Linked DNA regions of Mus musculus: region 1 is linked to region 2. A link is a loop called in an ENCODE intact Hi-C map of the cell type or tissue named here. Cell type or tissue: heart. All regions are shown on one strand. Each heading gives the region's core, and the rest is flanking DNA. Links, peaks and the distances in the headings are about the cores only.

The links. A loop is a pair of places that touch in the nucleus more often than their neighbours do. Peaks named below come from ENCODE experiments on the same cell type or tissue, not always from the same donor. Only the 100,000 strongest peaks of a DNase experiment are listed, where the experiment ranks them.
Region 1: a loop joins it to region 2, with 2.6 times the contacts of the local background. A loop is called at or near these places in 4 of 42 quality-filtered maps.

The regions. Positions count from the first base shown.
Region 1 is chr17:56,830,100-56,833,005 of GRCm38, forward strand. It overlaps Rfx2 (regulatory factor X, 2 (influences HLA class II expression)), which reads right to left and starts at 909. Exons shown (of 17, transcript NM_009056.2): 1 at 784-909. In heart, for the core only: a CTCF peak has its summit at 1,274; a DNase peak (open chromatin) is centred at 1,132; H3K4me3 peaks cover 1,557 bases; H3K27ac peaks cover 1,294 bases; H3K27me3 peaks cover 829 bases.
Region 2 is chr17:56,763,579-56,766,484 of GRCm38, forward strand. It overlaps Dus3l (dihydrouridine synthase 3-like (S. cerevisiae)), which reads left to right and starts at 1,173. Exons shown (of 13, transcript NM_144858.2): 1 at 1,173-1,363; 2 at 1,947-2,214. The coding sequence starts at 1,278. In heart, for the core only: no CTCF peak of the experiment used is centred there; DNase peaks (open chromatin) are centred at 363, 1,353 and 1,433; H3K4me3 peaks cover 1,855 bases; H3K27ac peaks cover 1,917 bases.

The DNA of each region.
Region 1 (2,906 bases), core at 211-2,710, 67 kb after region 2:
CTTGAGCTTCCCGGAGCGGCATGGTAAAGGACCCCCAAACGCAGCGGTGTCGGGTTCCAGGGGAGAGTGGTCCGAGGATTTGGGGCGCCGGGGGTATTTGGGATGGGCAAGAAAACGCGAAGGGAGGAGTTCCTTCCAGAACAGAACAAACGCAGTGACTATTTTGGTCAAAGCACAAGAAAACGGTGCCGGAGCCCCCAAATCCTAAGTCAAGAAGGAAACCCGAGGGTCAGAACTATGAGGCAAGCAGAAGAGTACCCTCGGAGTTAAGTACATGGATAAAAGCCAGAACCCCGATTTCATAAGTATAAAAGGGAGACGGTGCCTCTGGGTTTTCAGACTTGGACGAGAATGGCTGGCTCTGTGGGAGCCCCCAACTCAGGTTTTAGGGGGATGACAGCAAGGAGCGGGTTTGGGGCAACTCCAATTCAGGCTTTGGGAGTAGTCAAAGAGAGGACTGACTAGTTTGAGGGCGCCTCCGAGTTTCAGGTGTTGTGGAGTAAGAGACAAGGAGGGGTCTTCTGGAGTCCCCGCTCCTCAAAGTCAGATTTAGTGCGTCAAAGGCGAGAAGAGATCGCTTCACTTTACAAACTTTTGAGAGTGTGAGAGGGGTTCCACCCAGCCCAGGGCTCCCCCAAATCAGAGGCGCCTATCAGGATTGGATGAGGTTGGCGTCTGCAAAGTTGGGGCGCCGGGTCCGGCCGCGCCCGCCCCCGCGACCCCCCTCCAGCGGGGTCCCCCCCCCCTCCGCCACCGCCCCCTGCCCCGGCCCGCACCGCTCACCTGGAGTTCGGCAGGGAGTTCCGGTAGCGGCTCCCGCGGCGTCGGCCGCTGCGTGTCGCTCCGCGTTGGTAAGTAACAGTCTCCACGGCTACAGTCTCTATGGCGGCGGCGGTGGCGGCGCCGGCCGCTCCTCCTCCGGCTCCCGCCGCCCTCCCGCCCGCCCGCAGCGCCCGCCCGCAGCAGGCGCCCGCCCGCCTCAGCCTCGCGCTGCCCTCACGGGGCGGGGCGTTGCGCCCGGCAACGGTTACCAAGCTGCACGCCCCGCCCCCTCCAACGGCCCGCCCATGCCCGCCTCCAACGGCCTCGGGGAGGGCGGGCGATCTCCCCATTGGCTTTCATAGTGCCCGTCAGAGGTGAAGGGGCAGGTCCTTGGGTAGAATACCAGCCAATCGCTGAGAAGGAGGGCGGGGCCTGGCGGGAGGCGCGCGGCTCCCGGGAAGGGTTGGCTCTAAGGAGGTGCGCGAGGGCCCACTGGTGGCAGTGCGTGTTTTGCGGAGTTACGGTGATTCCGCTAGACCGGAGGCGCTCACCGTCTAAGGGGAGCAGCAGACTCTGGCCTTGCGCCTGCTCTTTCATGGTCCACAAACTGAAAACTTTTTTTTTAAAGATTGTTGTCTATGCGTGTGCATGCAATGCGCATGAAGACCCGAAGAGAGCGTTGGATCGCCCTGGAACCAGAGTGACCGTCTGCTATGAGCCGCCTAATTGAGCAGGGACCGATCCCGGGTCCTCTGCAAGAGCAGAAGCCTCCTCTCCAGCGCTTCTCCTTTTTTTTTTTTTTTTTTTTTTTTTTTTGAGCCGGTGTCTTGTATACACTCACTACACCGCTTAAGCTGGCCTCCAACACCTGATTTTCCTGGCTCCATCTCCTAGTGCTGGGATGATGGGTGTGTGTTCACCAGTCCTGGCTAAGCTGACAACTCCTCACCCACCCCATCTCGCTTCTCTGTCCTCTCTGGTTCATATATATATACAGGTCTCAATGTGGACTCTTCATAAAGCTTATATTTTGGTGGGATGACACAAACAGAATGAAAAGTTAACGCAAAAGGAAAGGTTTAAACCCAGAGACCCAAGTGCGGAGGAGCTGTCAGACCATAGCTCCATTCATTCATTCATTCATTCATTCATTGAACGTCCAATTGCACCAGTGAACATGGGTAATTTGGGCTTATGTGCCCAAAGCGGTGAGTCAGGGTCTTGCTAAGTAGTCCAAGCTAGACTAGATTCCCACTATGTAGTCCAAGTTAATGTTCTTTTTGTCTTAGGTCCTTGACTACTAGGGTGAGAGGCAGGTGCCACCAAGCATTTGTGCACAGTCTAACTCATGAAATCCTGAACTTAGGCCGCGAGAAAGGCAGTAGACGCTGCCTCTAGGACTGGAGTTTCCAAAATAAATATATTGGAGCAACTGGAAGCCTGGTGCCACAACACCACTTTGTTGGCTGCCTACACTACAAAGCTAGTGTCCGGTCCCCATCCCCCACCCCCACCCCCACCCCCGTGCTGAGAGACCCAGTCCCATAGACTCAACTGTAACTATCATGGAGGCAAATGGCTATGCATGAATGAGCCTGAATCTGTTTGGACCAAACTGTGGCCCTTCAGAACTCATTGGTTTTAGAGACTGAGAAGTGTGTCCCCAGAGCTCATGGGTTGGAAACCTGGTCTTTAGCAAGGAGACTGTGGAAAGAAGTGCAGGAGGGTTTCTAGACCTGGGACACTTGTGGATGGGAAGGAAAGAGAACCTCTCATCTCAGCCACACACCTCAGAGTTCTAAGCCTCTCACTCGCTGACGATACAGCTGGCTCACTCCTTACATAGAGTTTTAGTATTTTTACATTTATTTCTTTAGGATGTGATATGTACATGATATGATACACATGTGATCAGATGACAACTTGTGAACACTTTCTGCCTTTCCCCTGTGTCCTCCAAGGATCATTCGGCTTGGCAGAAAGCCCTGTTCCCCTCTTCCAAACATATGTTTTTTATGTTAGAGTAACAATGGCAGGCAGGAGTCAGGGTTTTTTATTTTTTTGTTTTTTGTTTTCCCCCAGTTTTTTTTCCATGTCAACTATCCAGGATTCACCTGTGAGTTTACTTGGGTTTCTCAGAAACC
Region 2 (2,906 bases), core at 135-2,634:
GTGCTATTGTGGTCTAAGGCTAATTAATCGCTTTACCTCTCTGGGCCTGTTTCCCCTTATGTTATACAACCAGCAGAGTCTAGTTCGTGCGTTGCGGGACAGCCTGGGCTACAGGGTGAGACCCCCATCTCCATGAATTAAATAAATTTAAATACTGATTGGTTTGACTTGGCTTTGGTTGAGACATGTAGCTCAGGCTGGCCTCAAACACCAGGACTGCCAGGGCTATACAGAGAAACCCTGTCTCGACCCCCTCCCCCCCCCCCAAAAAAAAAAAAACCAAAACAAAAACAAAACACTACCTCCCGATCCACCCAAGTGCTGTTCTTACATGTTTAAGCACATTTTTATTAAAATAGTAATTGCAGGATCGGAGAAGTGCCTGATGTCAGGCTCAAGGGGCTGAGTTCAATCCCGGGACCGACATGGGGATGCAGGGACCCCCGCCCCCCATTGTCATATGACCTCCACATAAGGGTGACACACAGGAGACCCACACACACACAATAGATGAGTAAATGTCACTTTCAAAGTAACGCTGGCACACACCTTTAATCCCAGCACTTGGGAGGCAGAGGCAGGAGGATTTCTGAGTTTGAGGCTTGCCTGGGCTACATAGTGAGACGCTGTCTCAAAAAAAAAAAAAAAAAGAAAAAAGAAAAGAAAAGGCAGTACAATAAAAATAATTCAAATTGCCACGCGTTTATGGGCCACAGTGGCTCACGAAGGGCACTGTCAAAGGACAGCGTGTCCCCGTGAAGTCATTTGATCCTTCAAAGCTGTTGGTATTTTTTGTTTGTCTTCTGAGACACGGTTTCTCTGAGTAGCTCAGGCTGTTCTGGACCTCACTCTATAGACCAGGCTGGCCTCGAACTCATGATTCACCTGACTCGATCTCCCCAGTGCTGGGATTAAAGGCGTGCGCAACACCGCTCGGGCTGCGGTTTTTTATTATAAAATAACAGACTCGTTTGTAAAAGGGACAGAAGCAGAGTAGGTGAGTGTGAGCTGCACCCACACCCACACCCCCAGATTCACTTCCACGGATCAAGAGTGACCCACGGATGACCGACAAGAACCCCTCCGGGACCCTTGAGCACTTCCGTTTCCTGCGCAGCCTTGGCCCCCCCCCCCCCCGCCCCCACGGTCGTGCGCACGCGCGCCTTAGCAGCATTGCTGTAGTCTGAGCGTGCGCATTTCTTTCTGTAGGCTCCAGAGGACACGAGCGACCCGGAAGACTTTCCTGCCACACTCCAGAGCTGGTGTGAGGGGCATCGATGGCGGAGACGGCAGCGGAGAGCGGTGGTGGCGGTGACTCCGGGGTTGGCGCGTGCGAACGGGGGGTGGCGCCCATTAAAGCTCAGTGAGTCGCTGGCGCCCGTCAGCGAAGCTGATGTGGCCTTCCCGGCGTCCGTGGCGGGTGCGAGTGGTGCATGCTGGGAGGTGTGGCGGCATCCTGGAGAGCGGCATCCCGGAGGCGCCAAAGTCTTTACCTACCTTCTGCTGACACACGAGTGTAACATGTGTTGGTTGTCACAAGCCATGAGGCCGGCTGTGCACATAGGCAGCTTTGGGGAACCAGAAGCAGGGCCCGAGGTGCATGGTGGGGCTTGTAGTCTCCACGAGGGAAAAAAAAATGGCTCGCAGCGAAAGACCTGGGAAGGGTGGTAGCTTGAGTCTCGCTGCCAAGCATGCTGGGGTTTGTAGTTCCTTCGTAGCCTACCAAGGATATTGATATTTGTGTGTCGCAACCCTTAAGGCAATTCAGTTCTCAGAGCAGAGACACAAATGGCTCCTTCAAGTGTAAAACAGGTGTCCCCGTGGCACTGGGTGAAAACTGGCTGGTTCTAAGTAGGGAAAGCTTCCTGCAAGCAGGAGCACGTGAGCTTGGCATTAGCCCCCAAGCCCCTTTCCCTGTGCACATCGAGCCTCTCCCGCTCTGGCAGGTACCGCACAACCAAAGAACGGTTCCACGAATATCTGGATGGAGACAAGCAGGAGGGTGCATGCCAGGAAGTGCCCACAGGAGACCCAGCTGAGCCAGGGGCCAAAAGAATTCGCCTGGAAGATGGGCAGGAAAATGGGAAGACAGAGGTGGCAATTGAATCCCGTGAAAGGCAGGTGCCCAAGAGGGCCCGTGGCCAAAACAAAAGCCGGCCCCATGTGAAGCCAGCACACTACGACAAGGACAGGCTCTGCCCGTCCTTCCTCCAGGTGAGGGGTGGCTCTACAGGCTTGGCTTAAAGTCTGAAGATGCTGTGCTGTGACAAATATATATGACCCTTGACCTACAGGGACTCGACCTAGTAGTGCCTTGCCTTGGCCCCTGGTGCTGCCTTCAAAGTCATTGACCCTCAGCCTATCTACACATCACACTTGAATTTATTTATTTTTGGTTTTTTTGAGACAGGGTTTCTCTGTGTAGCCCTGGCTGACCTGGAACTCACTCTGTAAACTAGGCTGGTCCTGAACTCAGAGAGCACTCCCAAGTTCTGGGATTAAAGATGTGCTCAGCTATTTCAATTTACCTTTTTTTTTTAAAAAGATTTATTTATTTATTTATTTATTTATTTATTTATTTATTTATTATATGTAAGTACACTGTAGCTGTCCTCAGACACTCCAGAAGAGGGAGTCAGATCTCGTTACAGATGGTTGTGAGCCACCATGTGGTTGCTGGGATTTGAACTCCTGACCTTTGAAAGAGCAGTCGGGTGCTCTTACCCACTGAGCCATCTCACCAGCCTCCCTTTTTTTTTTTTTAAAGATTTATTTATTTTATGTATATGAGTCCACTGTAGCTGTCCTCAGACACACCAGAAGAGAGCATCGCACCCGTTACAGATGGTTGTGAGCCACCATGTGGTTGCTGGGAATTGAACTCAGGACCTCTGGAAGAACAGTCA